2 separate regions of the Homo sapiens genome follow, and region 1 is linked to region 2. Evidence: chromatin loops called from intact Hi-C (ENCODE). Cell type or tissue: mammary epithelial cell. All regions are shown on one strand. Links, peaks and the distances in the headings refer to the core of each region. The heading gives the core; the rest is flanking DNA. Region 1 has its middle 12 kb from the start of TRA-CGC2-1. Region 2 holds the start of ZSCAN16-AS1 (ZSCAN16 antisense RNA 1).

The links. A loop is a pair of places that touch in the nucleus more often than their neighbours do. Peaks named below come from ENCODE experiments on the same cell type or tissue, not always from the same donor. Only the 100,000 strongest peaks of a DNase experiment are listed, where the experiment ranks them.
Region 1: it touches region 2 in a loop (23-fold over the local background); 9 of 110 quality-filtered maps call a loop at or near these places.

Annotation. Positions count from the first base shown.
Region 1 is chr6:28,678,361-28,694,423 of GRCh38, reverse strand. It overlaps the pseudogene TRK-TTT13-1. Among named protein-coding and RNA genes, the nearest start is that of TRA-CGC2-1, 12 kb to the right of the region's middle. In mammary epithelial cell, for the core only: a CTCF peak has its summit at 10,017 (motif pointing right); no DNase peak of the experiment used is centred there.
Region 2 is chr6:28,123,340-28,139,402 of GRCh38, reverse strand. It overlaps ZSCAN16-AS1 (ZSCAN16 antisense RNA 1), which reads left to right and starts at 2,087. Exons shown (of 2, transcript NR_103456.1): 1 at 2,087-2,658. It overlaps ZSCAN16 (zinc finger and SCAN domain containing 16), which reads right to left and starts at 14,794. Exons shown (of 4, transcript NM_025231.3): 1 at 14,726-14,794; 2 at 13,573-13,990; 3 at 12,482-12,620; 4 at 9,321-9,973. The coding sequence starts at 13,959. The coding sequence ends at 9,453. RefSeq lists enhancers at 1,727-1,916, 14,649-15,150. In mammary epithelial cell, for the core only: no CTCF peak of the experiment used is centred there; DNase peaks (open chromatin) are centred at 2,002 and 2,532; H3K4me3 peaks cover 1,811 bases; H3K27ac peaks cover 1,801 bases.

The sequences.
Region 1 (16,063 bases), core at 7,920-11,919, 550 kb before region 2:
CTCTAGGTCCTAATGGAGGATGTAAAACAGAAGCTTACAGAATTCACAAAACCTGGCCTGAAATGCAGAGCGACAGCGTGTGTCTGGCAAATCTGGGGTGGTTACACGGCCAGGACCGACAGCTGCTTTTCCATCGCCGAAGCTCTGATCTGAAAGAGAGGAGGCGGGGTAGGGAGGAGGAGGGAGAATGCTGCAGTCGGATACATAGCCTCTTTCAGATGGGATTCTCTCTGGAATCAGGAGAGGGCAAGGGAGAAGGTGTGTGGACTGGGGCACGATCTATGCAAGGAACTAACACTTTGTACGCCTGGTGAGCGTCTCAAACGTGATCTGACACAGCTCAAAGGGTCGACGCTGTCATCCTCTCGCCAGTGTTTTGTGTGACAGTCAACCCAGACATGAGTTTTGGATGACGACCGAAATCACGGTCCAGGCGGGGCCGGGCAGTTAAGTTACATCATTTAGAAAGCTCCCTAAATTCGAAATCCGGCAGATTTGGGAAATCCTGGCCTGGAAAATCAAGAATTCAAGCTGGATGGAGTGGGCTGAGTTATTGGGAAGTCGTGGCCTAGGAGGAGGCAGTGAGGAGACCAGAAGGGAAAGGGTGAAGGGATGGGTGGTTGGAGAGAGGGGGTGAGGCGAGGTTGGGGTTAGCAAAACAGCACGTACAGGATTTGGATGGATGAATAAGTAGGACGTGTCCAAGCTCTGCACGTTTTCTCTGAGTCCTCTAGGTACGAAAAAATATTACAGTCTTGTATGTTTGAAAGGAAGTAGGCCAAAACCTTTCGTCCCCTAGTAAGATACCATTCCTTTTTACGCAAACAACTGTCGGCTTTTGAGAGCGTCGTTGGGCTGTTTCCAGAGCTGAACGCTTCGGGAGCGTACCCGCGTAGCTAGGTTTTGTTTGAGGTGTAGTAGCGGCTGGTATTGGTGGCTTTCGAAAAAAGCCAGATGGTTGTGGTGGGAGTAGGTTGGTGAGTGTAGAAATGGGATTTGCCGGCTGCTTTTGGTTTGAGCACGTGAGGTAGTTCTGCAAGCGATTGTTTTCGTTTGGAATGGAAGACAAAGCTGACGATAACTGTATTTCTCTGTACTTAAGCTATGTACTTAAGCTATGAGGGAAGGTTGCTGTCGTGAGCCTGGGTAGCTCAGTCGGTAGAGCTATCAGACTTTTAGCCTGAGGATTCAGGGTTCAATCCCTTGCTGGGGCGTAAGGCCTTGGCCTTCTGTTGATGAGTGTTTTATATACCAAGCAAGGATTTTAATTCACCTTGCTCTATTCTGGACATTTGAATTTGAGCTGTTAGGCCAGAAAAATAATGGCTGAAGCCATCAATCAGAGGTTTCTGGTGCTTGGGATTTTGTTTAAAGGCAAAAATTAAGGAAAGGCCGGGCGCGGTGGCTCACGCCTCTAATCCCAGTACTTTGGGACGCCGAGGTGGGCAGATCGCTTGAGCCCAGGTGAAGGGGTGGCCTGCCCCTCCACACCTGTGGGCGTTTCTTGTCAGGTGGGATGAGAGACTGAAAAAAGAAATAAGAGACAGAAACAAAGTATAGAGAAAGAAAAGTGGGCCCAGGAGACTGGCGCTCACGTGCTGGCACTGGTCTCTGAGTTCCCTCAGTATTTATTGATCATTATCTCTACCGTCTCGGAGAGGGGGATGTGGCAAGATGATAGGGTAATAGTGGGGAGAGGGTCAGCAGGAAAACATGTGAACAAAGGTCTCTGTGTCATAAATAAGTTTAAGAAAACGTGTTGTGCTTTGATGTGCATGTACAAAAACATCTCGTACACAAACATCTCTGGGTGCATTAAAGAGCAGTATTGCTGCTAGCATGTCTCACCTCCAGCCTTAAGGCTGTTTTCTCCTATTTCAGTAAATAGAACATACAATCGGGTTTTACACCGAGACATTCTATTGCCCAGGGATGAGCAGGAGACAGATGCCTTCCTCTTATCATAACTGCAAAGAGGCCTTCCTCTTTTACTACACAGACCCTTTATGGGTGTCAGGCTGGGGGACAGTCAGGTCTTTCCCTTCCCACGACGCCCTATCTCAGGCTATCACATGGGGAGAAACCTTGGACAATACCTGGCTTTCCTAGGCAGAGGTCCCTGCAGTGTATTGTGTCCCTGGGTACTTGAGGTTAGAGAATGATGATGACTTTTAACAAGCATGCTGCCTTCAAGTACTTTTTTAACAAAGCATATCCTGCACAGCCCTAAATCCACTAAACCTTGAGTCAACACAGCACATGTCTCTGCAAAGCACAGGGTTGGGGATAGGGTTACAGATTAACAGCATCTCAAGGCAGAAGAATTTCTCTTAGTACGGAACAAAATGGAGTCTCTTATGTCTACTTCTTTCTACATGGACACAGTAACAGTCTGATCTCTCTTTTCCCCGCATTTCCCCCTTTTCTTTTCAACAAAACCGCCATCGTCATCATGGCCCGTTCATCATGGCCTGTTCTCGATGGTCGCTGTCTCTTTGGAGCTGTTGGGTACACCTGCAGACTAACAACAGACAGAACAGGCACACAAGGATTAATATGAAATTTATAAGAGTAGTACTTCCGATGGTCTTAACCCAAGTGACAGGGTTAAGATTTGCAAGACCATCAGCAACTCCCGCGATTGCCTCAGTTCCTGGTACCAAATTTAAATGGGCTTTTGATGCTTCAAAAATTTGTTCTTTTAATTTGGAAATGTCTAAAGTGAGGTTATCTTCTCTTCCCTGTAGATGGCATCTAACCATGTCCCAGTGATGCTCAGACTCATTATAAACTCGGGGTGTAATACAAAAATCTGACCTATTTCAGTCACACTGTAACTGGAAACGATGTTCCAAGCTCATGAGTCTATCTCCCATCCAAATGACAGTTTGTCTAAGATCATTAATTTGATTTGCCAGTTTTTGATTAATACCAGATTGTGAATTCCACAATCTTGTAGAATTCTTTTGCCAATCGTTAACAAAGTTTACTGTCTGAACAGAAGAGTGCAATGCAACTCCTGCCACAGCGGCCGTAGCTGTGACTGCACTTAATCCGATAACACTGCAATTAAAGTAAAAACGAATCTTTTGGATCTATTTAAAATGCCTTTTAATACTTCAGTCAAAATATGGACAGATGGCGAGGCCTCCCACGGTCGGTGCATGGACACGGGGATCCACACGCCTTCTCTTGCTCTCACTAGCAGAATACAGTGCTGCCAATTAAAAGTCGAATCAATGCAAGTAAACAGTCTGCAATTTTCACAGGTTATAGTTTGGGAGTCTGGTTTAATAACTATATTTCCTACAACTAGCATATAAGGGGGCTTTACACAACTTTGTGAAGGAACCGTTAGACTGGAATTTAGGTTGATAGTGTAACACGGCTTATGATCTCTTGTTTTTATAGCTTGATTTCTAGACCAAATTCTAATATGGTAATGAGGCCACATTAAGCCTCCATAATTCTGGATGTTCAGGACCAGAAACAGGACTTATTATTTTTGGTCTTGGAGTAGAGATTTCTTTTTCTCCTCATTCTCAAGGGTAGAAAGACTATAATTTTTCGTGCTTATGTTTGTCTAGACTTTCTGTTATGTCGCTATCAACATCTGGACTCACTTGTGCACTGGGACATGATTGAGTTTGTCCTGTGCAATTGTGGTAGAATTGACCTCGAGGTGCCCTATCTATAACAGTTCCAAATTCATCGTTTTGTAATATCACTGCTCTATTGGCCACACATTCTTCCAAAACTAAAACTTCTGTGTCTTTTGATCCTTTGGGAATTTCCTTGGGGCAAGGTTTCCCTTTAGGCCTAAATTTTAATGATCTTTGATAAGAAAAGTCCTGTAAATAATTTACCTGTGGCCTGAGTGACATTCCACTTACCATGTGATAAGTAAATCTACTGGTGGTACTGAAAGTAGGTACGTTTACCAACCAATTTTGGATTGCAGGCATTAAACATCCTGGTGTTCTCCCTAGGCAAATAGGAGGATAACAATACCCAGTGGAAATATTTATCATCATTCCTTCTTCCTCAGGTTTGGCAGGGCAATAATCATCTGTGGGGCCAGGTAGCCACACGCTATTATTAACATATAATTCAATAGGATTATCCATCCATGTGACTCCTGAATTAAGGGCAGGAAAGGCACATAGGCCCAGTAGGTATAATTAGCTGCAGCTACTCCTGCAGGCATGGGGAGACACCACCGTTGATACAATCATCAAAGCTGCAAGCAGCATACTCTCTGGAGTTTGTGTCTCCTTTGTGTTCTCTAGACATTTTGTAGCTAACTGCGTCAGCTTCTTTAATTGTGCCCAAGTCAGCAGCTTTGTCTTCTTGGTGGATGGCAACTTCATCTATTCTTCTGACATCACCATTCTGTTCATCTTGTGAGTCGATGGTGCTCGATTGCTGTGTTTCCATCTCCGTGGAGGCGCTTTTCTTTGCATCTCCGATGGGTTCATTGTAGAACTTCAAATGTCTAGTGGGTATCCAAACAGGAAGCTGATTTTCTCCTGGTGAAACACAAGAAAAACCTCTCCCCCATGTTACCACCTTCCCTATTTCCCACGTCTAATTTTTGTTGTCTTTCCACCAAATCAGTTTTCCTTCATGTGGGCTGTTCTTTTTATCAGTAAGATGTTGTTCTGCAGAAGTAGTAGTCTGATATCTATAAATGTTTAAAACATTTAAAGTATAGAGTGCTAGATTAAGTTGCATCTGAGGAATGGTACACTCCTTACTGTCTCCCCCTTCTTTTTGTTTAACTAATTGAGTTTTGAGTGTTCTATTAGTTGTTTCAACTATGGCCTGTCCTTGGGAATTATAGGGAATTCCTGTTGTATGTGTAATTTTCCACTGATATAAGATTTTTTGGATTTTGGAAAGCTTTACTACAGTATCCTGGTCCATTGTCAGTTTTAATTTTTTCTGGAACTCCCATTACAGCAAAACGAGATAATAACTGTTTTTTTTTAACATGGGAAGTACTTTCTCCTCTCTGGCAGGTTGCCCATATGAAATGTGAATAAGTGTCAACTGTTACATGGACACATGATAATCTTCCAAATGAAGGTACATGCGTGACACCCATTTGCCATAACGCATTGGGACACAGACCTCTGGGATTAACTCCTACCTCTTGAGTGGGCAGGTGTAGGATTTGACACTGGGTGCAATGTTGTACAATATTTTTTGCCTGTTTCCATGTGACATCAAATTTGTTTTTTAATCCTGCTGCATTTACATGAGTCAAAGCATGAAGTTCTTGTGCTTTTATGAATGCAGATGATACCAGTAAGTCAGCTTGTTCATTTGCTTTAGTTAAAGGCCCTGGTAAATTAGTGTGTGCTCGAATATGAGTAATATAAAATGGGAAATTTCTTTTTCTTACAGTTTGTTGTAATAAATTGAACAGCTAGTTTAACTGATCGTCCATGCTATATTTAATTAGAGCTGTCTCAACATCCCTTGTAGCCTGTACTACATATGCAGAATCTGATACAATATTAATAGGTTGATCAAAATCTTATAGCACTATAATGACTGCAGCCAACTCTGCTCTTTGAGCCGATTGATATTGAATTTTGATTACTTGCTCTTTTGGCCCTGTGTAAGCCGCTTTCCCATTGCTGGAACCATCAGTAAACACTGTCAGAGCATTTTTTAAAGATTCATGTCTGGTAATTTTAGGTAAAATCCAAGTAGTCAATTTTAAAAACTGGAAGATTTTTGTTTTTGGGTAATGATTATCAATAATTCCCATAAAATCAGCAAGACCAATCTGCCATGCACCCGAATTAATAAAGGCTTGTCTAACTTGTTCCTTGGTTAAAGGAACAACTATTTTGTCTGGGTCGTTTCCACAGAATTTTATTATTTGTAATCTTGCCTGACCAATTAATGTAGCTATTTGATCCGAGTACAACGTAAAAGTCTTCATTGTACTGTGAGGAAGGAATGACCAATCCACAAGATCAGTATTTTGAACAATGATGCCTGTTGGAGAATGTGCAGGAGCAAAAATCAAAAGTTGGAGTGGGGCTAAGGGATCTGAAGGGGTGGCCTGCCCCTCCACACCTGTGGGTGTTTCTCATCAGGTGGGATGAGAAGCTAAGAAAAGAAATAAGACACAGAGACAAAGTATAGAGAAAGAAAAGTGGGCCCAGGGGACCGGCGCTCAGCATATGGAGGACCCGTGCCGCCGGTACTGGTCTCTGAGTTCCCTCAGTATTTATTGTTCACTATCTCTACCATCTCGGAGAAGGGGATGTGGCGGGACTATAGGGTAATGGTGGGGAGAGGGTCAGCAGGAAAAAATGTGAACAAAGATCTCTGTGTCATAAATAAGTTTAAGGAAAAGTGCTGTGCCTTGATGTGCACATAGGCCAGATTTATGTTTGACTTTACACAAACATCTTGGTGCATTAAGGAACAGTATTGCCGCCAGCATTTCTAACCTCCAGCCATAAGGCGGTTTTCTCTATCTCAGTAACTGGAACGTACGATTGGGTTTTACACCGAGACATTCCATTCCCAGGGAGGAGCAGGAGACAGATGCCTTCCTCTTATCTCAACTGCAAAGAGGACTTCCTCTTTTACTAATCCTCCTCAGCACAGACCCTTTATGGGTGTCTTGGGGACGGTCAGGTCTTTCCCTTCCCACAAGGCCATATCTCAGGCTATCACATGGGGAGAAACCTTGGACAATACCTGGCTTTCCTAGGCAGAGGTGCCTGCAGTGTATTGTGTCCATGGGTACTTGAGGTTAGAGAATGATGATGACTTTTAACAAGCATACTACCTTCAAGCACTTTTTTAACAAAGCACATCCTGCACAGCTCTAAATCCATTAAACCTTGAGTCAACACAGCATATGTCTCTGCAAGCACAGGGTTGGGGCTAGGGTTATAGATTAACAGCATCTCAAGGCAGAAGAATTTCTCTTAGTATGGAACAAAATGGAGTCTCTTATGTCTACTTCTTTTTACATAGATACAGTCACAGTCTGATCTCTCTTTTCCCCACAGGGATCTATTCTATTTATTTGCGCTGACTGAATTTTTTCTTCCACTTATTTAATTTCTTTTGTTGCCTCTGGGGTTAGTATTCTTTTACTATTTAAGTCTAGGTCTCCTCTTAAGATGGAGAACAAATATGACATGGCATAAGTAGGAATGCCTAGAGTTGGCCGAATCCAGTTAGTACCTGCTAGCAATTTTTGAAAGTCATTTAATGTTTTTAATGTGTCTTTTCTTATTTCTATTTTTTGTGGCTTAATTTTTCTATTTTCTATCTGCATACCTAAATAATGAAAAGGAGTAGAGGTCTAAATCTTATCAGATGCTATTGCCAGTCCTGCGTTGGCAACCTCTGCTTGCAGAAATGTGTAACAGTCAATTAATTTGTCTCTCGTTTCTGCAGCACATAAAATATCATCAACATAATGAATGATATAACAGTCTGAAAACTTATCTCTAACTGGTTGAAGAGCTTGATCTAGGAAAGTCTGACAAATTGTTGGACTATTAAGCATTCCCTGAGGTAACACTTTCCACTGAAACCTGGTGGCTGGTTCTTTATTATTTATAGCTGGTATAGTAAAGGCAAATTTTTCAAAATCCTGCTCCTCCAGAGGAATGGTAAAAAAGCAATCCTTCAGATCAATTATAATTAAAGGCCAGTCTTTTGGGATCATGGCCGGAGAGGGCAACCCGGGTTGGAGATGCCCCTTGGGTTGAATTACGGCATTTACGGCCCTTAAGTCAGTTAACATACGCCATCTGCCGGATGTTTTCTGAATTACAAACACAGGAGAATTCCAAGGCGAGAATGAGAGAATGAAGGCTCAATATGTCCTCTTTCGAATTGCTCCTTTGCTAATAAATGTAAAGCCTCCAGTTTTTGTTTTCGTAGTGGCCACTGATTTACCCATACCGGTTTTTCTGTTTTCCAAGTTAATGGAATGCGTTTAGGAGGCTCTACAGTGGTAGCCCCTAAAAAGGATACCCTATTCCTTTTCTTTCTCGATTTTTGTCACTCTGAATTGGGACTTTAATGCCATTTTCATTTTTTCCTAGTCCCTTTCCTGGTATATATCCATTTTAGTCATGATTTTTTGACTTGTGGGGCTGTATAATGGAGCCGGCATAGTGATTTCTGCACCCCATTGTTGTAATAAATGACCCCACGGATTAACAGGAAATGAAGTAATCATTGGCTGAACAGTACTTTCTTGATTATTCGGCCCTGAACAATGCAAAATCATAGTAATTTGATACACTTCTGAGGCAGTGCCTATGCTGACAAGTCCTGTAACAGCCTTTTGTTTAGGCCAATTTTTTGGCCACTGATTTAAAGCAATGATAGAGACATCTGCTCCAGTGTCTACTAACCCTTCAAACTGTTTTTTTTGAATAATGGCCTTACACACAGGTCTGCTCTCTGAGACTTGACTTGCCCAATATGCAGCCTTTCCTGCCAGATCAGTGCTTCCAAACCCTCCTGTTCTTTTATCTCACTGTTTCCAACTTTAATATAAGGCAGGAGTAATAATTTAACAATCCTGTCTCCTGGATTGCCACTCCAAGGAATTGAGGAGCTAATAGCCAATTGAATTTCACCTTCATAGTTTGACTCAACCACACCAGTATGAATTTGAACTCCCTTTAGATTTAGACTGGATCTTCCTAAGATTAGTCCTACCGTCCCCTCAGGCAGTGGGCCATATACCCCTGTGGAGATTTTTTGTGGGGGCTCCCCTGGAAGCAGAGAGACTGCTTGCATAGTACATAAATCTACTGCTGCATTGCCACTTGTGGCGGGGGACAATTGCTGTATTGTGGTAACTGGCTCATTCGCTGAGGCATTTGTGACAGTGGGGGTTGTCTGTGAAAACCCTGAGGAAAAAAGGGCTGAATTGGGAATGCCTCAGTTTGTTGTGGGGCCTGAGGCTGGCCCCTCTTCTCATTTCCCCACAATGGTTGCCCACTTTTATCAAATTTAGAAGGACATGGATTATCCCAATGTTTTCCTTTTTTACATCTTGGACATAAGTCAGGTGGCTCTATCTGTTGTTGTAGTAGCTTGAATATTTTGTTTGAGGCTGGGCAATTTTTTTAGATGAACAATTTGTCCACAATTATAACATTTTCCCCCAAATGTTCTAACTTATCGTCCTAAAGCAACTCCCGTTGTTGCTTGAGTCATAAGCATAACTTTATGCATAGCTCCTCCAATTCCATCACAGGCTTTTACATACTATGAGATTACATCTGATCCTGCTGGGACCTTTCCTTTTAATGGCTTAATGGCTGATTGACACTCAGGATTGGCGTTTTCCTATGCCATCAACTCCACTATGACCTTACAGGCATTCTCATCGGTGATTGACTTGGAGCCTTGCCGCAAAATCAGGCTAGGTCTCTTTAGAGCCTTGTTTTATTGTATTGAATGAGGGGAAGGCGGTTCCTGGGTCTTGGATTTTTTTCCCAGGCTCTAAGGCATATAGCTCTAACTTGCTTAATGGCCTCATTTTGCATTATTGCTTGTTGATTGGTAGTGCTCCAATTTTGACCTGTTCCTAATAGTTGATCTGCATCTATGTTAACTGGAGGATTGGCAGCCCTATTTTTTTGGATCTGTTCTTGTGCCCCATCAATTCACCAAGTCTTAAATTGTAAAAATTGAGAGGATGAGAGTGATGATTTGGCCAAAATCTCCCAATCATAAGGAATGAGTCTCTGTCCATGAGCAATGGAATCTAATAATATTTTCATATAAGGGGAGCTGGGTCCATACTGTTTTACTCCCTCTTTCATATCTTTTAGCATTTTTATAGAAAAGGACTCATATCTGGCCTCAGCTAGGGGAGGCACTCCCTCTTGGGCCCCTTCTCCAGGTGGTATCAGTTCTAATGTTACTGGGAATTGTCACGCCTCAGTATCTCCTTGTTTTCTTGCCTTATCAATAATTTTATGTAATGCACTATGCTGTCCACTAGGTAGTGCTGTAGGATTAAGTCTCACAGTGGACGGCTGAGGATCTAGAGCCCTGCCCTGTGGTGCTGGAAACATTCCTGGGTGTCCATACTGATTTTCTGGGGGCGGCCGATACTGAAGTTCGGCTGGCGGCCAGTATTGATAGGCTACTGGCAGTTGGGTCTTATTTTCTACCTGCTGATATTGTGGATACTGTATCTGGATTGGCATTGCCATGGCAGAGACTTTATCTTTTTCTATTTGATATTCTTCTGGGGTTTGTACTTGTCTAACCTGCATTTGAGGTTGCAATGTTACAGGCATCTGAACTGCTGGAAGAGGAGTTGGCCATTGTGGTTTAGACTCTGACGGCCCCGCTAATTTTGGACCCTTTTCTTCTAATTTTAATGTTTCAGGATATATTACTTCCTGTAATTGATTATAGTCTACATTTTGCATTGACCGAGTCATTACCAGCTCTGCTACATATTTACAATGTGAACTTTCCGTTCCTTTCTGAGATTCTATCCCAGCCTCTTCTTCACAATCGATTACACAGCTTTCAGGGGCATCAGAAACTGAAACGCTATCTTCTCCTGTTTGAAACAGTTCTAAAGCTACTTTAATAATGACCCAATCATTCCATACTGTAAGTGGGATGATTTTACCCTCCCTAATTGTTTGTTTTAATTCTTTGCCAATTTTTTCCCAATCTTTTAGATCTAAGGTTCCCTGTTCTAGAAACCATGGGCAGAATTGTTCTATTGTTTGAAATAGCATGATTAGATTTTTTGTAGAGACTCTAACTCCCCCTCTTTTTAAAAGAATTTTAATAGAGCTGAGATAAGAGGCATATTTACTTTCAGTTTGTCCCATTGTTACCCTAGGTTCTTCCGAGCGCACAAGCTTACAGCAAGGCTGACTGTAGACGTACTCGGGAATCTCTCATCGACTTGTCCTCAATGACTACGCTCTAGTGTACCTTCACCCTAGAGAAAAGCACCCACGTTGGGCACCAGATTAAGGGGTGGCCTGCCCCTCCACACCTGTGGGCGTTTCTCGTCAGGGGGGACAAGAGACTGAGAAAAGAAATAAGAGACAGAGACAAAGTATAGAGAAAGAAAAGTGGGCCCAGGGGACCGGCGCTCAGCATAGGGAGGACCCGCGCAGGTGCTGGTCTCTGAGTTCCCTCAGTATTTATTGATCATTATCTCTACCATCTCAGAGAGGAGGGCAGGCACTGGTCTCTGAGTTCCCTCAGTATTTATTGATCATTATCTCTACCATCTCAGAGAGGAGGATGTGGCACGACGATAGGGTAATAGTGGGGAGAGAGTCAGCAGGAAAACATGTGAACAAAGGTCTCTGTGTCATAAATAAGTTTAAGAAAATGTGCTGTGCTTTGATATGCAGGTACACAAACACCTCAGTGCATTAAAGAGCAATATTGCCGCTAGCATGTCTCACCTCCAGCCTTAAGGCTGTTTTCTCCTATCTCAGTAAATAGAACATACAATCAGGTTTTACACCGAGACATTCTATTCCCCAGGGACAAGCAGGAGACAGAAGCCTTCCTCTTATCACAACTGCAAAGAGGCCTCCCTCTTTTACTAATCCTCCTCAGCACAGACCCTTTGTGGGTGTCGGGGCTCGGGAAGGTCAGGTCTTTCCCTTCCCAGGAGGCCATATCTCAGGCTATCACACTGGGGAGAAACCTTGGACAATACCTGACTTTCAGTGTATTGTGTCCCTGGATACTTGAGATTAGAGAATGGTGATGTCTTTTAACAAGCATACTGCCTTCAAGCACTTTTTTAACAAAGCACATCCTGCATAGCCCTAATATATATATATATACATATAAACCCAGTCTTTGTCCTGGTGTAGGTAGTGGTATCTTTTACCACACTACAGGAAACGAATGCTCTCCTGTTTGTTGTTAGGTTTTATTTTTGCTTTGTGGGCATTGGATGGGGCCAGAACGGGGGGAGGAGCCTGGGTTTAAACGTGATTAATTTAAGATGCCTACAAATTTAAGATTCGGTCTTGAGAATGTATTTGGCAAGCACAGTCTAACAACTCTGAGACTGCAACTCTGCAGGAATCCCTGACTGGGATTCTTATTAATTATGTAGCCACAGAGGAGAGGAACAGTAGGTAGAGTGAGAATTGAAAGGGTTAATTGTGATTTGAAGATTGGGAGCTCATTCGTGGTATTCATGGAAAACCTTAGGGTAAGCTACAGTAATCTTGGCTCTGTATTCATTCTGGACAGCATAATGTTCTTGGAACCTATTTAGAAATCCGAGGAAATATTAGAAATTCAGGTGAGGTTATTGCTATCTGCATTTTGCCCTCCGCAGCCCTTACAAGACTCTTCACGTTCAGAGACATCCCATGAAGTGGTTTTGAACCTGAAAGGATCCCACTTGTCTGGCAAGGTCTCTTGGTTGGTCCAAAAGGCTCATCAGACTGCTAGAATGTAAGAATAGAAAATAGAGAAAGGACAGGTCTCACCAAGGGAGACAACTAAGGTGGTGTCACACCCACAGGTGTACAGGTATCTATGTGTAGGGTGGGGAGATGGAGCAGGTTTTAACTTGGCTTGTAGTGTAGAGCACAACTAGCATGATGTCTAGTGTCCCTGGTAAATGATTACTTTCCATTGTGACTAGAGCAAACTGTATTCAAAGTAGACTCGTATATTCCTCATATGGAAGACTTTTTTCCCTGTCTGCCTCCAGCTGTATCTCCAAAATTATTTAATAATTTTTTTGTGGCAAGTTCCAGTCTTTGAATAGCATTATTGAAACATCTATTCAATGGGAAGTTGTGGGATTAACTCATAAATTACAGAATTTTCTGAGAAACCCAATATTTTACTCAAAAGACAGAATATAACCATGCTTAATATACAGTATTCAGAAAACTCTAAAACATATGTAGCATGTGTCTAACCCATCTGTGTCATAAGAGAAAATAGAAGCCCATTGGGTGCTGTTTTGGAAGGAGTCACATAGAAAGCATGTTAGAATATAATTTGAGTGTGTTGAAATATCATTGTACACACCAAGCATGATGTTCTTTGATATCATAAAAATCCTTTTACATGGTCCTGGCTTTTGTTTTCGTTTGTTTTGTTTTGTTTTTCAGATAGAGCCTCACTCTGTCACCCAGGCTGGAGTGGCATGATCTTGGCTCACTGAAACCTCCTTCTCTTGGGTTCAAGTGATTCTCCTGACTCAGCCTCCTGAGTAGCTGGGACTACAGGTGTGCACCCCCATGCCCAGCTAATTTTTGTATTTTCAGTAGAGACAGGGTTTCAGCATGTTGGCCAGGCTAGTCTCAAACTCCTGACCTCAAGTTATCTGCCTGCCTAGGCCTCCCAAAGTGCTGGAATTACAGGCGTGAGTCACCATGCCAGGCCAACATGGTCCTGTTTTACAGATATAAAAAGAATAATGAAATATGCTCCAAAATTTACCCTATCTCACCAACTTTTAAATGGCATTAGATTACATACCCAGATTATAAGACTGCAAATCATGGGTCCTTTTCTCATAACATTATACTATACACACACATACTCATACACAATTTAACGGTTTTCCTTAATTTCAAGTGTTGTGTTAGATATCGAAGACAGCATTCAATTAGACAGAAAATAAATATAATACTATAGGTCATTTTTTTTTACAAGTGTTACAGAAGCATTTTAGTCAAGGCCCATTGTAGGTATTGCAAAGGCTATTTGTTTAAGGATGTTTCAATTTTTCATTTAGCATCTTTGATAAAAAATTCCACTATATATCATAGATTAATTGCCAGAAGTTAAGTTAAGTAGCTTCTATCATTTCTGCAATTTGGCATGAAAAAGGACCACAAGAAACAGAGCAATCATGAAGGGACCAAATCTAAGGAACATGATGGCTTTTCAGTTAAGACATATGGTTGTCCTGTGCCAGAGTTGCTCTCACTTCTTTTACACAGTGGAGAGTGTAAGGACAAATTTGTTACTTGCTTTAACAATCTTTTTTTTCCAAGAATCTCTTATAATAAAGTAATATTTACCAATATTGAAGGAAAAAATAAAACACCTTCTAAAATATTTGAAAACGATTATCTATAAGTAATGAACTGGGAAAGAAGAGAAGGCAATATGGTTCTTCAAGTTCACTCTTCCCGAAATCACTGGTCATGGTGATGAGAGTTGGGGTGGAAAAACCTGAGGCAGGAACTATGGTTTATCATAAGAAATTAAATTTGTTTATATTCTTCATGATAATTCACTCAATGTTTACTTTCTTATTAGGGCTTGTTTAGGAAAATATTTCAGAACCTGTCTCCTACTTATTTACCAATCAGAGAAAATAAATGTGGTGATATTTCCAAATGCTCCTATATACATACACACATTCATATAGATAATATGTATTATAGTATATATATAAATTATGTACACATGCAAATACACACATAACCACCCGTCATGAGGTGTCATTCATCCATACATTTTCCATGGATTATCTAATTTAATTCTAACAAGTTATGAGTAAATACTGAGCTCAAGATTGAAATCAGATTTTATCTTACTTTAGAGACTCTAACATTTTATAATTATATAATTGATAAAAAAGTCACTTCTTAAAGTTGATAGTTATTTCTGTTGTATATGTTAGCTAAGAAAAATAGCAAGATAATACAATTTCTTTAGCATGGCAAATTATGTACATTTAAAACCATAGTCATTATCTTACTGAAAATAATAATTTGGGACTAATAGACAGAATATAGAGTGAGCTCAAATAACTTAATGGGGGAAAAAATCAAATAATCCGATTGAAAAATGGGCAAAAATCTGAGTAGACAATTCTCAAAAGAAGACATACAAATGGCCACGAGGTATATTAAAAATGTTCTTCAGATGTTGGAGTGCTCTTAAAAAATGAAAAAATGCTCAACATCATTAATCATCAGAGAAATGCAAATCAAAACTATAATGAGATATCATCTCACCCCAATTAAAATGGCTTTTATCCAAAAGACTGGCAATATCGAATGATGGTGAAGATGTGGAGAAAGGGGAAATCCTTGTACACTGTTGATGGGAATGTAAATTAGTACAACCACTATGGAGAACACTATGAAGATTCTTTGAAAAACTAAAAACAGAACTACCACATGATCTGGCAATCTCACTGCTAGGTATATATCCAAAAGAAAGGAAATCAGCATATCAAAAAGATATCTGTACTTCCATGTTTATTGCAGCACTATTTACAATAGTACTTCCACGTTTATTGCAGCACTATTTACAACCTAAGTGTCCATCAATGGATAAATGGAAAAAGAAAATGTGGTACATATGCATAGTGAAATATTATTCAGCTATAAAAAAGAATGAAATCCTGTCATTTGCAATAACATGGATGGAACTGGAGTACATTATGTTAAGTGAAATAAGCCAGGCACAGAAGGACAAATTTCGAACATTCTCACTCATAGGTGGGAGCTAAAAATTAAAACAATTGAACTCATGGAGATAGAGAGAAGAATGATGATTAGCAGAAGCTGGGAAGGGTAGTAGGGAGGGGGTTCTAAAGTAGGGATGGTTAAATGGGTGCAAAAATATAGTTTGATAACACAGTAAGGTGACTGTAGTCAACAATAATTTATTGTATATTTTTAAATAATTAAAAGAGTGGAATTGGAATGTTCCTAACACAAATGATAAATGTTCGAGGTGATGAATACCCAAATTACCCCAAAATGATTATCATATATTGTATGCCTGTATCAAAATAACACATATACCTCATATATCCACCTATTATATACCCATAAAAATTAAAAATTAAAAAAGAAATTTAAAAAAAGAATAATTTGTCCACCCAAAGTCAGGACAAACAGCAATAATAAAGGAAAAAAAGCAGAATCAATATAGAAAAAAATTACAATTTTTTTGTTAAAAAAGTGCAAAATTACATTTATGTTCTGATAATATAATTTTCTATATCAAGAAAGAAATAGATGTAACAAAAAACCCATATTAAAAAGTTCATACAAAGGCT
Region 2 (16,063 bases), core at 746-4,745:
AGCCAGATTTCTCCTTTGAAGTGTTACTTTTCTCCATTAATATAACCACCATCCTCAGTTCTAATTACTTCACACCTATGTGACTGCAACAGCCTTGAGATAGCCTTCCTAACTATACAAGACGTGGTCCTTAAATATCATTATCATTCTTCCAATCACTGACCCTGAGTGGTTCCTTATCTCTAAGTAAAATTTAAACTTCTATGCTTGCCTTTTATTTTTTGTATTTTTAAAAATAAATGAAACATGATAAAGATTAATATTATATAAAATTCTTAAAAGCTGACATCTCCACCCTCAAATAGTATTTACCTAGAATGTTGGGAGATAATTCTTTAATGGCTTCTCAAATTACTCCTAGTCTTATGGTAGATTTTTCTTTGAGGTTAGGTTTTCAAGGATGTTTGTATCTCCTTCTAGATCACAGTTGTTTCCTGACCAGGATAATAAAGATAATGGCTCATTCTGGGGCAAGGCTGAGCAAAGGTTGGGCTTCCTAAGCTTGGCATTCCTCTGCTAGGTTGCAAACCCACTGTTCCATCCTAGCAGGGGAATGCCAAGCTTAGGCCCCTCTGTGGGCTTTGGGAACATAAGCTTTGGGAACAAGGGAATATAAAGCTTATGATGCCTGTGTTATTAAGTAATAAAGTCTTCTGTCTCTGACGCAGGAGTCCAGTGTCTTCTGTTAGTATCCATAAAACTGTGGCAAGTTAAATTGTTAGCTTGCAAGTAGGGTAAAAGTTTCACAATTTTCAATATGGGGTAATCACTGTTAAGTTTGGAGTGCATCCTTTTCTTGTACAAATACCCCACAAATTATATCTATATAAACAAATTTTTTCAACAAAAATGGAATATATATTGTTCTGACACTCCTTTTGTCATTTGAACGGTTGAAAGGTATTCCTCAATAGCATATGTCATATGTAATTCTTCCGCCATTGATTTACATTGATAAACAAGTGTTTTCCTTTTTTTCTACCACTAGCGTCCTGTCTGCCTTTTATTGCCTTCCAGAATGACCTTCTCCCTATCCCATACCCCTGGTCATAATTCCCCTGTACCCCCAAGTCAAAGGACTTATCTCATTGCTCACTACTCAATCTAAACACTCGTCTATTATTCTAATAACCCCCTCTCAAGACTTTATTATTCGATTTTGCACTGATCACATTCTGTCTTATATTACTTGCTATGTTGCATTTGCTGTCAATAGATTAAAGCTTCCATAGTTGAGGTGTCGGTTCTGAGATCTCCTTCCCAGTTGCAGTAAGTGGCAGCCCTTGAAATATGCAGATGTGCCATACATTTCTGACAGGAAGAGTGGTTTGCCTTTTTTTGTCAAGTAGCTAATCAATCTGATTCATCCTCTCCCTGCAATTCTAGTCTTATTCAATAATTCCTTCTGCTTAGGTAGGTCCTCATTCACCCATGTACTTATCAAGCACCCACCATGTGACAGATGCCAAGTGAGGTGAAAGTGCTGGGATGAGCACCTCTGTGGATCTCACAATGACCATCCATCTTTTGCATCCTTCTTGGTTTTTCCTTTACCCAAGTCCTGCACTTCACTCTTTACCCGTGCTTCAGAAAAGCGGAAGTTGGTTAATTAATTCCATTTGTCTAACACGGATGAGAGTGACAGCAGACAAGGGGAAAGGCAGGGAAATTCCCTTAGACTGTTCTTACATGCACTCTCACACTTAATAGTCAAAGCCACCCTATGAAATAGACACTACGTTATTAGCCTGAGTTACATAAACGAGTAAACAGAGGCTTGGAGAAGTTAAAAATAAATTGCCCTCAGTCCTAACTGGAGAGTGGTGGAGTCAGAATTTGAATCCAGGTTTAAAGAATTCTAGTGCCGGCACTCTGCACCTATTTCTCTTTGGACACTCATTTCCCCTAAGGATCAGAGAAGCTCAAAGTAGGCCACTTTTCGTCTCCGTAAGTCCGCAAGGTCCTGCGAGATCACAGTGAGCAGGGCACCAGCAAATACAGTCTGCGACCGCGAGACGTAAAGGGAAGAACGCTCCTCGGCACCCCTCCCCAGTCTATCCTAAAGTCAAGAACGTCCGAGCCCGCCTTTCTCCGGGGGCGGGCTGCAATAAAACAGCAAAATCCTCCATTCCCCATCAGCGGTCGATTGGGGGCTCTTTCGAAGCGGCAGCTCTGTAGGACCGCTCTTCTACCCCAAGATCCCTCGGCTTCGGCCCCCTAGGTGCCAGGGTCTGCGGGACCCCACGCTCAAAGCCGCCGGCCGGGGTCGACAACTGCAGAGAGGGTCGGGATAGGAAATTGCGGGTAGCGGCAGATGCGGGTCCCCAGGCATCCCGGAGGTTCCCACAGGTCTGCAGTGGGCCTACTTTGCGAAAAGGGCCCGGCTGCGCCGAGCCTCGTTCAAATCAGATGCCAGACAGTGTTTCTTGGGATCCATCCAAATAGGTCCCTTATTTCTCTTTGTGGGAGCCCTGGGCCTCCTTCCAGGCCGGAACCCAAGTGCTTAGGCAGCCGGGAAAGGCCGGTCCCCTTTTTCAGTTCTCTCGCGACCTCTAGCCACTTCCGGTTGCTAACGGTTCCCAAACAGCCCCCGAAAACGCTACGTGAGCTGGGCCCTGGGCCAGAGGCAGAAAACGGACGGAAGAAAAGGTCTGGCCGGTGAGTGTCAGAGTGAGGGCGAGATTGGGTGGTGTTCTCTGCCGGTGGATAGGCTCGACCGTCCGGTTTGGGATTGGGGTTAGGTATTAGGGAGCGGTTCAAAATTATGCTAATTGTTAAGATTACGAGTATTATTTAAAAAGATACACAACAGCAACAATACAATGAGCCCACGAAGATCAAATGCCAGTTAACTGATTTAAGCAGCTTTGATAGGAAGAAAATGCTGAATTTAATGCTAACAAAAAGATCTAAGTGCGCTGTTAGGGGCTAAGACTTTAACATTATGGGCCAGCCACTGTTCTAAACCCTTCACATTTGGTCACTCATTTAATTCCTACTTTATGAGGTAGATATCATTATAATACTGTTTTACAGATGGGGAACCTGAGGCACAGAGAGAAAAATGTATTAGCCAAGGTCATATAACTAGTAACTGGCAGAACAAAGATTCATACCCAGGCATTCTTCCTTTAAATTCTGTACTCTGGCCTTTCATTGATAACCTGGTTTTATCAGCTTAGGAAATTTGCTATCCAGATGGAAGTATAAGTTTCTACAGAGATATGTTATTGCAGCAGTGTTCTGAATCTCATCGGGTTTGTTGGCAATTTGCCTTTCAACAAAGGGTTTTTTTTTTTTTTTTTGATAAGGGTGGCTTCCACAGAGATTTAAGGAGAACAATAAAAATTTTCATTTTAATAAATAAGCCCCATTTCAACGTCCCTTCTCCTGTATCATTCCTCTGATTCTTCTCTGTCGTTATTTGTTTCTATTAGGTTAAATCATTTTACATTTCTGGTATTTAACCATTTTGACCCACAAAAACAGGGATTTCATTTGTTTAACCTAATACAGAAACATCTTTTCAAGCAGAATTTAGGAATCTACAACAATGAGCAAGATTATATTTTCATCTCCAAAATGTACGTTAAGTCTGTTTGTTTCTCTTTATATCCACTGTGAACCCATGGTCCATGCCACTACCTTCTTTCACTTGGGTTACTACAGTAGCCTCTGGACTGATTTCCTTACTTCTGCTCTTTTCTCATTCTTGCCTCTTTAAGGAGCCAGAATGATCTTTTCTAAACAAACATTGGATTATGTTCCTCCCTTCTAGTAGTTCCCCATCACGTTTAGAATACACATCCTGGCCCCTGTTCACCTCTCTAACCTAATCTTGTGTCACCTTCCCCTTAATCCAGTGCTTTCAACACGTGGCCTTTTTCAGTTCCTGTAACACACCAAATTCATCCCTATTCAGAGACTTTGCATTACCTCTCCCTTTCGTGTGGAATGGTTTTCTGCAGAACTGAAGGTCAGTTCTATCTAATAAATAGGAATATAATGGGATTCACCTATGTAATTTAAAACATTCTTATTAATAGCCATATTAAAAATGTAAAAAGACAGGTGAAATTATCTTTAGTTTAAACCATCATATCCAAAATATTACTATATCAACATCTAATCAATATAAAAATTATTAATGAAATATCCTATATTCCATTTTTTGAAAGCCAGTGTATTTATACTTATTGGACATCTCAATTCACATATTTTCATAAATAATCTATATTGAGATTACATAAAATTTAAAATAAAAAAATAGATTCACATATCCAAATTATTTCAAACATACTTAAAAGTTATCTAGTGAATTATGAGTTTTAAAGTTTAATTAAAATTAAAAATTTAGTTCCTCAGTTGCAGAGCCAAATGTACCTCGTGGCTACTACACTGGACAGCACAGATTTAGATCAAGGATAAAATGTCTATATTCATGATTGGGTCAAGGGGCAAAGAAGAAAATTGCACCAGAAGTGTGGCAAGGAGGGAAGGGGAAGGTCTGCAAAAATGCAGTGTAAGCTGTTTATGCAAGTCACATTTAAGTCACATTACTAGTCCTCACTAGTAAATGAGGTAAGGCTTTCTAAAGTAGACTACTTTTTAGCATCAAGGCTGCATAGATTTTAGGTATGTTGGGAATAATTTTCTGGGGTAGGAAAAGGGTCCAGTAGTGCTGGTCACATGTAGCATTTCTTTCTTTCTTTTTTTTTTTTTTTTTTTTGAGATGGAGTTTCTGCTCTTGTTGCCCAGGCTGGAGTATAATGGCACGATGATCTCGGCTCACCGCAACCTCCGCCTCCTGGGTTCAAGCAATTTTCCTGCCTCAGCTTCCTGAGTAGCTGGGATTACAGGCATGCACCACCAGGCCTGGCTAATTTTGTATTGTTAGTAGAGACCCTGACCATGATGGTCGGGATGGTCTGGAACTCCCGACCTCAGATGATCCACCCACCTCGGCCTCCCAAAGTGCTGGGATTACAGGCTTGAGCCACTGTGCCCGGCCACATGTAGCATTTCTAAGTAGAATTTTATTGTGTATGATGTGGAAGAGTCGTAGAAATCTGATTATTTTCCTATAGAGCAGGGGTTCTCAACTGGGGGTGATTTTGCCTCTCAGGGGACATTTGCCTCACTCAGCCTGCCCACCAAATTGCCTGGAGACATTTTTGGATATCACAAGTGGGAAGTGCTAGTGACATCTAGTGGGTAGACGCCAGGGATACTGCTAAACATCCTACAGTGCAGAGGACAGCCCCTACATCAAAGAATTGTCTGGCCCAGAATGTCAATAGAAATAGTTTCTCAAGGTTGAGAAACCTTGCTCTAGAGGATCTGAATAAGAAAGACTGACATACCCACTCTTTTAAAACCTCAGCCTAACTCCCTTGTGATATTACCATGGGAAAAACAGGTTGTTTTGAAGCATTTCAGTTTCCATTTGTTTCCACTGTTGATGGATTTTGTGATCAGACTAAAATAGAATAATTTCATGCTCAAGATGAGAATGTAGACCATTTAATAAAGATAATATAGTGTGTGCTGTACACGTAAGACTCAAAGCACCTTGGGATCAGGAGCTGGTCTTTTTACCTTTATATGGCTTGTATCATATGATCCACTGTCTCCAACAATTGATGCCAATATATTAGAATCACTTGTCTATCTTTCCTATCTCCATCCCTTGTTTTATAGTTGTTCCTCTTTTCATCCTTTTCTTTTCATCAAATTATTATCTTTTCATCCCTTTCTCATTTTCCCCCTCTTCATCAATACCCACTGATACCTCCTATAGACCCTCCCTCAACACTCATCTATTTCTTCCATTCATACCTGTTGACACCCTTACTTAGAATTGCCAGTTCACTACCAACCCATCTGTGTCTGAGAGAGCTGTCCCCCATATTCCCTATAGCTGTCTGTTGTAATTACTGTCTTGTTAGTCCACGAAACTACAAAATATAAATTCTTGCCTCCTCCCTCAGAAAAAAAAAACCCTCCAAAAAGATATGAAGAACAATAACACATTTGCTTTTGACACAACTCTCTGAGGAACTGCTTTCCATGTTCAGGTTTTTTTTTTGTTTTGTTTTGTATTTTTTTTTTTCAGACCAGGTGCTGTCCATTCAGGATAGCTCTCTGCTAGAACTGATAGTGTCCAACATATTACACCTCCTCTTCCAAGAAGTGTGGCTGTGATTGAGCTGTGTTCTTTCCAACTAGTTGCACTCCCACCAGTTTCTTCTGTGGGTTTCTACATGCTTACTAAGACATTGCCTGCATCTCCAGAGTACCAGCAACTACTTAGATTTTCTTTGACCTCATGCCTCTTTTGCCTTTTGCCTGCAGTTATCCTAGATCCCACTGACTGTTCTTCTCTTACCTACATCATTCTAGGCTGTCTCTGGCCCCATGTCTTTATGTCCCTCCCTGACTCTTACCATTACCCTTCTGGTTAACATTAGACCAAACCTGTGGTGGGCACTGTGGTGGCAATTTGGAATCAACATAAAACCTAAAAAGGGTACAATGGTTATAGTGCTCCAGACTACTCTTCACTCAGCCTTTAAGGGTGCAGGACTCTAAGACTAGAACAGTTCTTTGTACATAATAGGTATTCAAAACTACTAGCTGAACGGAATGTTCTGTCATATATAGCAGGAGTCCCCAAGTCCCTACCGTGGCCAGGAAAGCAGGAGGTGAGGGGCCAGTGAGCAAGCAAAGCTGAGCTCTACCTCCTGTCAGATGAGCAGTGGGATTAGATTCTCACAGGATCGCAAACCCTATCGTGAACTGCACATGCGAGGGATCTAGGTTGCGCTTTCCTTATGAGAATCTAATGATAAATGAAACAATACCCCCTTCCCTATCCTTGGAAAAATTGTCTTTCACGAGACCAGTCCCTGGTTCCAGAAAGGTTGGGGACTGCTCATACAGAGGATAAAGGAAAATCAGTCTGTCATGTGTTTACCAATTTTAGGAAACCTAATCTTAGGATAGCCAAAATCATCTTTCTTACCATTGCAGAAGCCTCCCTAAATTCAAGGATCAGAAACATGAGTTTCCCCTTTAAAGACTCTGAGCAGTTTCTAAGCATTGTAGTGTTTCTCAGAAAGACTAAAGGTAAAAGGGGAAAAGCCATTATTCAGAAAGCACCTAACTTTATTTTTAAAATAAGGATGTTTCTAATACTAATACTAAATATTTCTTACTTTACTTTTCTCTTCATGACCATTAAAGAAAATCCTTTCTTTGAGTGTTTCAAATACTTTGAAATATTACTCAGGTAAATATAGTAAGTTATAAAACAAGTATTCGTGTGAAACCTGACATTTAAAAGATGTGTTGATGTAAGATACTCAAAGTAAATATACATTTTTTTAAAGGACCATTATGTTAAAGGGACATAAAAGCTCAGTTTATCTTTAGGGCATTATGAGAAATACCTTAAGATTCATTTTCTTGGCTGGGCATGGTGGCTCATGCCTGTAATCCCAGCACTTTGGGAGGAGGATGGGAGGATTGTTTGAGGCCAGGAATTCGATACTAGCCTGAGTAACATAGTCAGACCCTATCTCAAAAAAAAAAAAAAAAATCCAGATATGGTGGTGTGCACTTGTAGTCCCAGCTATTTGGAAGGCTGAGGTGGGAGGATTGCTGGAGCCCAGGAGTTCAAGGCTGCAGCCAGGAGTTCAAGGCTGCAGTGAGGTATGATTGTGCCACTGTACTCCGGCCTGGACAATGGAGCAAGACTCTTTCTTTCTTTATTATTATTTTTAAAAGATTCATCTTCCTACAGTTATAGACATAAAAATGATTCTTATAGTTTTCCTGATCTTAAACACAATGATAAAGCAGTTGTTCTTAATAAATATCTTCAATTGAAATATCTTAATTGAAAACAAGAGATTTGAAGAGATTAGATCACTTCTTTCCTGATTGTTTTGGTGATCCTTATTCCTAGAACTAAGTAAAGAACCAGAGCTCTGCTCTTGGCAGTTTGATTGGTGGTGTGAATTTGAATGTGCAAGGCCTATGGCCACAATTCCTATCATGCTATAAGATTCTCAAATTAGAGATGTGGCCAGGTGTGGTGGCTCACACCTTTAATCCCAGCACTTTGAGAGGATGAGGCGGGCGGATCACTTGAGTTTGAGACCAGCCTGGCTGACATGGCAAAATCCTGATAAAAGTACAAAAATTAGCCAGGCATGGTGATGCATGCCTGTAATCTCAGCTACTCAGGAGGCTGAGGCAGGAGAATCGCTTGAACCCGGGAGGTGGAGGTTGCAGTGAACAGAGGATCACTCCAGCCTGGGCAAAAAAAAGAAAAAAAAAAAAAAAGGTGTGTATCTGTGCTGTCCAATATAGTGGCCACTAACATGTAGCTATGAGCACTTGAAATGTGAGGAACTGAATTTTCCATTTTATTTGAGTTAATGTGGGTACTGGCCACCAATCTGGACAAACTGGACCAAGTTAGACCAACCCCTTCCTATCTCCCTCAGTTTAAAATAACCTGAAATCCAGAAAAGAAGTTATATCTAGTTATAGATTCCTTCCTCTCCCCAGCAGCTCCTAATGATCACAGACTGCCTCCTCCTCCATTTTGTTTTCCTCAGCCTTTTTTTCTTCTTTTTGAGATAAGGTCTTGCTCTTGCCTAGGCTGGGGTGCAGTGGTGCGATCACATCTCACGATAGCCTTGAACTCCTGGGTTCAAGTGATCTTCCCACCTCAGCCTCCTAAATAGTTGGGTGGAACTACAGGTGTGTGCCACCATGCCTAGCTAATTTTTCTTAAGTTTCTGTAGAGGTGGTGTCTCGCTGTGTTGACCAGGCTGGCCTCCTGTCTTCTGATGGCTTATTCTTTATCATTGGCAAACAAAAATTTCCAAAAAATAATCATACTCCCCATTTTAAGATAAAAAAGGGATGTTGAGGCTATTATATGAGTAATGGTGGAAAACAAATAATTAGCATTGTTTTATATCTTAATCTCAAAAGTAGTTTTCATCAGTTTTAACTTGTCGAAACATACCTGGTAAGCCTCTATTATCATCTGTACTTTACAGAAGGGGAAATGAAGGCAGAGAAAAATGTGTATGTCTTGTCTTGCCTAAAGTCAGACACTGAATGGTCAACTAAAAAGGACCTGGAGCAGAGACAGAATTAATTCACTGTCTTTCATCCAGGAACCATTGATCTTGGGCTGCAGGTGAGCAGTGTTGTCAGTGGACAAGGCTTTCTGAAAGAATTCTTGATTCCCCCTCAAAACTGAACTAATTTGAAATAAAAGGATATTTTACTCAGGTAGATTCTTTGGTCCAGAGAAGTTTAATGATGACTGAAGCTTTGACCACATTGAGGAAACTCAAGGTTTCTAAAATAGATTCTTTGATAACTAGTTAGGCCTGAGTGTCCAAAGAACTTTTGATATTACTGCTATATTAGTAGAGTTTATTTGCGGTATGAATTCTTTGATGTCTAATAAGAGCTGAACTTACTCGGAAAGGCCTTCCACACTCATCACATTCATAGGGTTTTTCACCTGTGTGGATTCTCTGATGCTGAATAAGACCTGTGCGCCCACTGAAGTCTTTCCCACATTCTTTACATTTATAGGGTTTTACTCCCGTGTGTACTCTATGATGTCCAATGAGATGTGAGCGCTGAATGAAGGCTTTTCCACACTCATCACATTTATAGGGCTTCTCTCCCGTGTGAGTTCTCCTGTGTTTACTAAGGTCTGAGCTATGACTGAAACTTTTCCCACATTCATCACATTTATATCGTCTTCTTTCCCTCTGTTGCCATTCTGATCTGCCCTCATTTTCAATAATATCTTTGGACTTAGGATGCTGAGGAGTATCTTTGTTCAGTCTGTCATTTATCTCCCCAAGGAATTCCTTGTCTTTGGGCATATCTTCCTTCTGGAACAACTCTTCATTCTTAGTCCTAGTTTTATCACCTGTAACAAACAAACAGTACACAAACGGGTCCTATTCTATGTTTGAGAAGCAAACAGCCTATGGAAGAAAGAACATGTAAATGTTATAAATGTGTTATAAAATAATGAGAAGTCACATACAACACACATATCAAATATTTGGTACCATCTTATTTTTGGTATCATCATAGCACAGAGTCACAATGTAAGGAAGAAATTAAGAATTAAGGAAGATATCAGCAGAACAAGTTGTTTGAGAGTAGATTAAGAGAAGAAAAGGCAAAAATAGAGCTCAAGAGATAAGTTAGCAATACTATGTAAGGGAAGACGGATAAATGAGGGGACTATAGATATGCCAAGGATAATTAGAGAGACTGGAGAACAGAGATGGGGAGGGAGGTAAAAGTTTGGGAGAAACATGCAGGGGCCTGAAACATAGGTGGCAAGTAAAATCAAGTAAAAGTGAATGGAGAGGATAATAGGATTTGGGGTCTGAGAGGAATATAGTGAATAGGAACCATCCAAGGAGGGGAGTGTGTTTGAAGGATAATAATTAGCTGGAAGCAGGAAGCATGACAACATGCAGGTCAGAGTAAATAGAGGAATGAAAAGGAATAGGAAATGACAATGGATAGTCAGTGTATATGCTGGGTAAAATATTTTTTCCTGAAACTGATGTCCTTGCTGTCATCACCTCCTGTCTAAATCCTAGCTCGGTGGTTTCTAACCTTATTGTGCATCAGAATCAGCTGGATCGTTTATTAAAACACACATTGCTGATTTTCCCTCCTACAGACGACTCCTTATCAGAATCAAACTCAGAGCAGTTGCTATTCTTAGAATGTTATTCTCTGATGCTATTTTTTTTCACCGTTTCTTTGCCTAAAATGTCACCCCCTTTCAGCTCCCACCTGACCTTCTCAGCTCAAGCAAGCCTACTCTGTGATATTTTTGCAGGTGCACCTCAGGGATAGCTATCCTCTTTGTAGTTCACGGTGTATCTCTAGTATGGTAATTATTACACTATTGTAAGTGCTCACTCTCCTGCTTCTTGAAGAGAAGTAATGTAAGTGTCTAACCTTTGGATTCCTTACATTTAGTATAGTGTCTGGCATATAGCTGCTATTTAGTAAATACTCAGTGAAAGATGAATGAATCAAAAGACAGGTTGAGCCAGGCACAGTGGCTCATGCTTATAATCCTAGCACTTTGGGAAGCTAAGGTGGAAAGATCACTTGAGCCCAGGAGTTTGAGACAAGCCTGGGAAACATAGTGAGACCTCTCCTCTAAAAAAAATAAAATAAAATAAAAATAAAAAAGAACAGATAGGAGGTTCTTAACGTCACTTCTAAAGCCAAACAGTAACCAGCACTCCACTCCTAGAGTTAAAGCACTGAAAGGCTTCTTTACATTACATATAATTAAATGTCATCCTTTCCAGATAGCAGCTAGGAACATCTTAGCTCAAAATAATTTTTCAGATTAGACAAATCATCTGGTAGGGATCCTACAGGATGGGATATTGGTAAAACTTAAGTAGTAAGAATACAAAATAGGCTAGAGTATAAGGAACTACCCGGAGAGGCATTATTAGACATGGGAGCCTCTAGAGAAAGGGTGGTGAGCACTGAAAAAGGTAGGGTTTGGATAAACTGGAATTTAAAATTCACCAGCTTTTTAATGTAGCCTGGGGATACACTAGACACCCTAGTTTGTAATTAGGGAGCTGGGATGGGGGATAAAACCCAATTAATTTGACATGCAGATAAAAACAAGAAACTTTGCTGTATTGACTGATCATTGTCTCTCTTCCCTACTTCTTTCATCATGGGAATGTGTTATAGATTGACTTGTCTTCCTCCACAAATTCATACATTGAAGCCCTAACCCCTTTCAAACATTACTGTATATGACGATAGGGCTTTAATGAAGTAATTAAGGTTGAATAAGGTCATAAGGGTAGGACCCTAATCCAATAGTACTAGTGTCCTTACAAGAGGAAGAGACACCAGGAGTGTGTGTGTACAGAGAAAGGCCATGTGAAGACACAGCAAGAGGTCTGCAAGCCAAGGAGAGTAGCCTTACTAGTAACTAACCCTGTAAGCATATTCATCTTGGACTTCCAGCCTCCAGAACTGTGAGAAAATAAATTTCTGTTAAGCCACCCATAAGTCCATGGTATTCTGTATGACAGGCCTCGCTGACTAATACAGAGTGCCATAAGTTCTCCTGTCTCAAAATGGAAATTTAGGGGGATTTGGAACAAGAATCATTAGATAACAACAGAATTATAAGGATATTAAATAAACTCCATCCTCATCCCTTGGGCCAAATAGCAGCTTTTTTGTCTAGTGAGAAACTAAAATATAACTCCATCATGGAGCAAGGGTAAGAGGAGGATAAAATTGTCCATAGTGAGGTGGAGGACAAGCAGGAAATCTTTAAAAGGAGAAGATGAAAGTGAGAAAGTTTTCCTCTAACCTAAGGAAGTACCTCTACCCTCATACACTCAGAACTGTTCCTGCTTACCATTCCTTTGTGGTTTCCCAGCTTCCTGCTCCAGCTGGGTCTTTTTGGGATGGAGCTGGACAGTCAGTGATTCATATGGCCTTCCCAAGGGGGCCAACTTGTCCATGAGTATGTCCCGTCTTTCTGAATTGCCTGGGACCTAGGGAAAATGAGGTGTGTAAGGTGAATTTTATGGAAACTTAAGTAACTTCAGATAAAACAATCAAATGAAACATCTTCCAGGGACATAGAAAGGGGGGACAAATTCTCATTTCATTGTAAATGGCAATAATGGCTAGGAGAAGGAACAGAGGCTAATCTCTACAATTCAGGACACTAGAGAGTAAAATTCAACGTCTCTTCTTTCATTGATCTGCAGAAGTCCAGGATCAGAGCACTGGGATTTGGAAGGTAGCTTAAAAATCATCTAGCCCAACTTCCAGCAAATGGGAGCATTTCTTCTATAACCATGCTATCCGATATGGTAGTCACTAGCAAAATGTGGTTACTGAGTACTTAAAATATGGCTAGTACAAATGAGATAAGCTAAATGTAAGATACATACCAAATTTTGAAAATTTAAAGCACAGATATCTAAAATACCTCATTAAAAATATTGATTACATGATTAAATATTGTGGGCTAAATAAAATATATATTTCACCTTTTTTTTTAATGTGGCTACTAGAAAATTTAAATACATATACAGCTTGCATTATATTTCTGTTGGACAGTCCTATTCTGCAATATCCTTGACATCTACTTGAATCTCCGCTTGAATACCTATATGGAAAGGGAGTTTCTTATGGGGTAGCCTATTTTATTTATGGGTATCTATGAATGGCAGAAAATTATTTCTTTTCCTCTGATACCTGATTGCCTTTTGGTAACTTCCCACTGATCCTAGCCTTCCAAACAGGCATAGAATCAGTCTAGTGACTCTCCTCTCTTTACCCAGCCACACTTTAATTATTTGACATAGGTAGTCAGGTCCCTTCCTATGCCTTGTTCTTTAGAGGATAAATATTTTCAGATGTTCTTTCATATGCCTTTTGCTTTGGCTCCATCCATATCCCCTGATCACTCACAGCCAGATGACTGCCCCTTCACACCTGCTTTCCAGGTTCATCAAGCTCTCTCTCCAGATCCTCCAGTACCGTCACTGCCTCCTCTCCAGTCTCTGGATGGTGTGCACGCACCCATGCTTGCAGGTCTTTAGGAAGAATGCTCAGGAACTGTTCTAGCACCAGCAGGTCTAAAATCTGCTCCTTGGTGTGGCATTCTGGCCTCAGCCACTGACGGCAGAGCTCCCACAGCTGGGTAAGAGCTTCACGGGGTCCAGGTGCATCCTGATAGCAGAGCTTCCTGAAGTGTTGTCTATAGAGTTCCCTCCTGTGAGGACTGCACTTTTGTGAGCTGGAATCCTGTCCCCAGTAATGGTCCTCTGCCTTAATTATCAGAAGTCCTTTTTGGTCCTCAGGTTCCAGGGCTGTGGTCATTCTGGGCTTTGCCAGGAGATTTATCCTCTATCTGGGATTGAGTCAAAGAGAATCTCTTAGAATCCTGCCTCAGAGACACTCCTAAGGCATAAAAAGTTGTTACCATAGAGAAATTACAAAAATTTCTGTGAACATAAACACATCATAATGAAGCCAAGCCACCAGAAGTCAATCAGAGAAAACAGTCTTATAGGAAGCTGAAACAAAACAAAACAAAACAAAACAAAAAACAGTGACGCAGGGATATGATTTGAATCTGTGCTCTATTGTGTAACTTAGAGGAAGTTATTTATCTGGACTAGAACTACAGATCCTCAGGTACAATTCTCATGTGTGTTACAGGGTTGATATACAGATTACATGAGAACGTATGCAACGTCCCTGGCATGGCAGCGGGCACTAGTAAGCACTAAATAAACGCCAAGTATTATTAACGGCTTTGTTAAAAGGCTCTTCATTCTGTTACCATGAGATGCACGGGCCAGCTTGTGCCCCCAGGATTCACTGGTTATAGGATATGTGTGCCAACCCTGGAAGGGGATCAGACAGATGCCTCTGCAGAGGAACCCGCAACCAGTGTCCCCCTTCCACCCATCCTCTCCCGGAAGGCTGGGCCAAATCCTCTCCTGTAGATCTGTTGGGGGGCGGAGGGAGGGACAGGAGTGTTACACTCTGCCCGCGACAGGGAGGTGTGGGGAGGGTGTTGCTGCTGACCACAGCTGCGTCTTGTCCCCTTTTCTCCACCTGGGAGCCGGGAGACACTCACCTTACGCGCAGGGAGGAACAGGTGCAACAGCTAGCGTCCTTTGGACAGCCCCGAACAAAGACTAGACTCAAAGACACCAATCGGCGCCCGGCCGCTTCAGCCGGGCACTTCCGGGCCGCTCTAGGAAGCTTCGCCTCTGTGGCAGCTTGAGTGCTTGCCTCCTCGGCCCTAGCCAGTGGAGGACCCGGCTTTTACGCCTCGTATTGATGGGATTGCGGGATCTGCGAGCAAGTCTTATTTGTACTTCTTTAAAACGTTTTTCGGTTTAATTATTGAGTAATATGGATAAGTAATGCATTCACATACATTTATTAAAAAGAGTAAATGTCCCCCAGCGTCTAGTTTGACAATATTTTTCGTGACTTGTATATCCTTCCGTAGATATATTACACCGTTATAGATTGTCCGCGCTTTTTCCCCTCTGCACAAATAGTAGCACTTCTGTACCTTTCTTATTTTTCTTTTTACCAGGTGGTCTTGGTAAAGGCTGTACATAAGTGTTTCCTTGATCTTGCTCTTTTTTAAACAACTGCACGGTATTCAACTGTGTATTATGTTCTATAATTTGTTAATAAGTACCCCATTGGTGGTCATGAGGTTGTTTCCAATTCTTCTTTTTCAAACATTGCTGCAATAACTTACTGTGAACTCACATCATTTTTCATGTGTAAGGATATATCCATAGTCTGTATGTCTAGAAAGGGAATTACTACAGCATAGAATAGGGAAATTTGTACTTTTGTTAATGCCAAATCACCAATCATAGGATCTACTAGCAGTATTCTTATTTACCTATACTTGTCAACACAGTGTTATAAAATATTTTGATCTTTGCCAAATTGATGGGTGAAAAATGCTCTTAGTTTTTTACTCCCTCTTCTCCTTTCTTACACAAATATTGATTTATCTACTATGCCAGGCACTATTGTGGAAGCTGGAACTAATTTTGAGCAAAACAATGCCCTTCCTTTCATGGAATTTATAATCTTGTGTGTGTGTGTATGTGTGTGTGTGTGTGTGTGTGTGCTGGGGAGGCAGGCAATAAACCAAAAAATATACATAGTGTATAGAGAGTGGATATCAGTTCTAAGGAGAAAATAAAGGAAATAGGGAATTTGGGGTGAGAATGAAGTGATGCAATTTAAATAGGATATTCATGGAGGACCTGACTAGGAAATTGACATTTGAGCAAAGATTGAGGGAGCTGAGGGAATGGGCCATCAGGGATAAAGATGTTTCAGGGAGAGGGATAACAAATGCAAAAGCCTGGAGTGGAGTGTGTTTTAAGTATTTTGGGCAAAGGAAGGGTGCTTGTTTTTCTGGAGCTGAGTGAGCAAA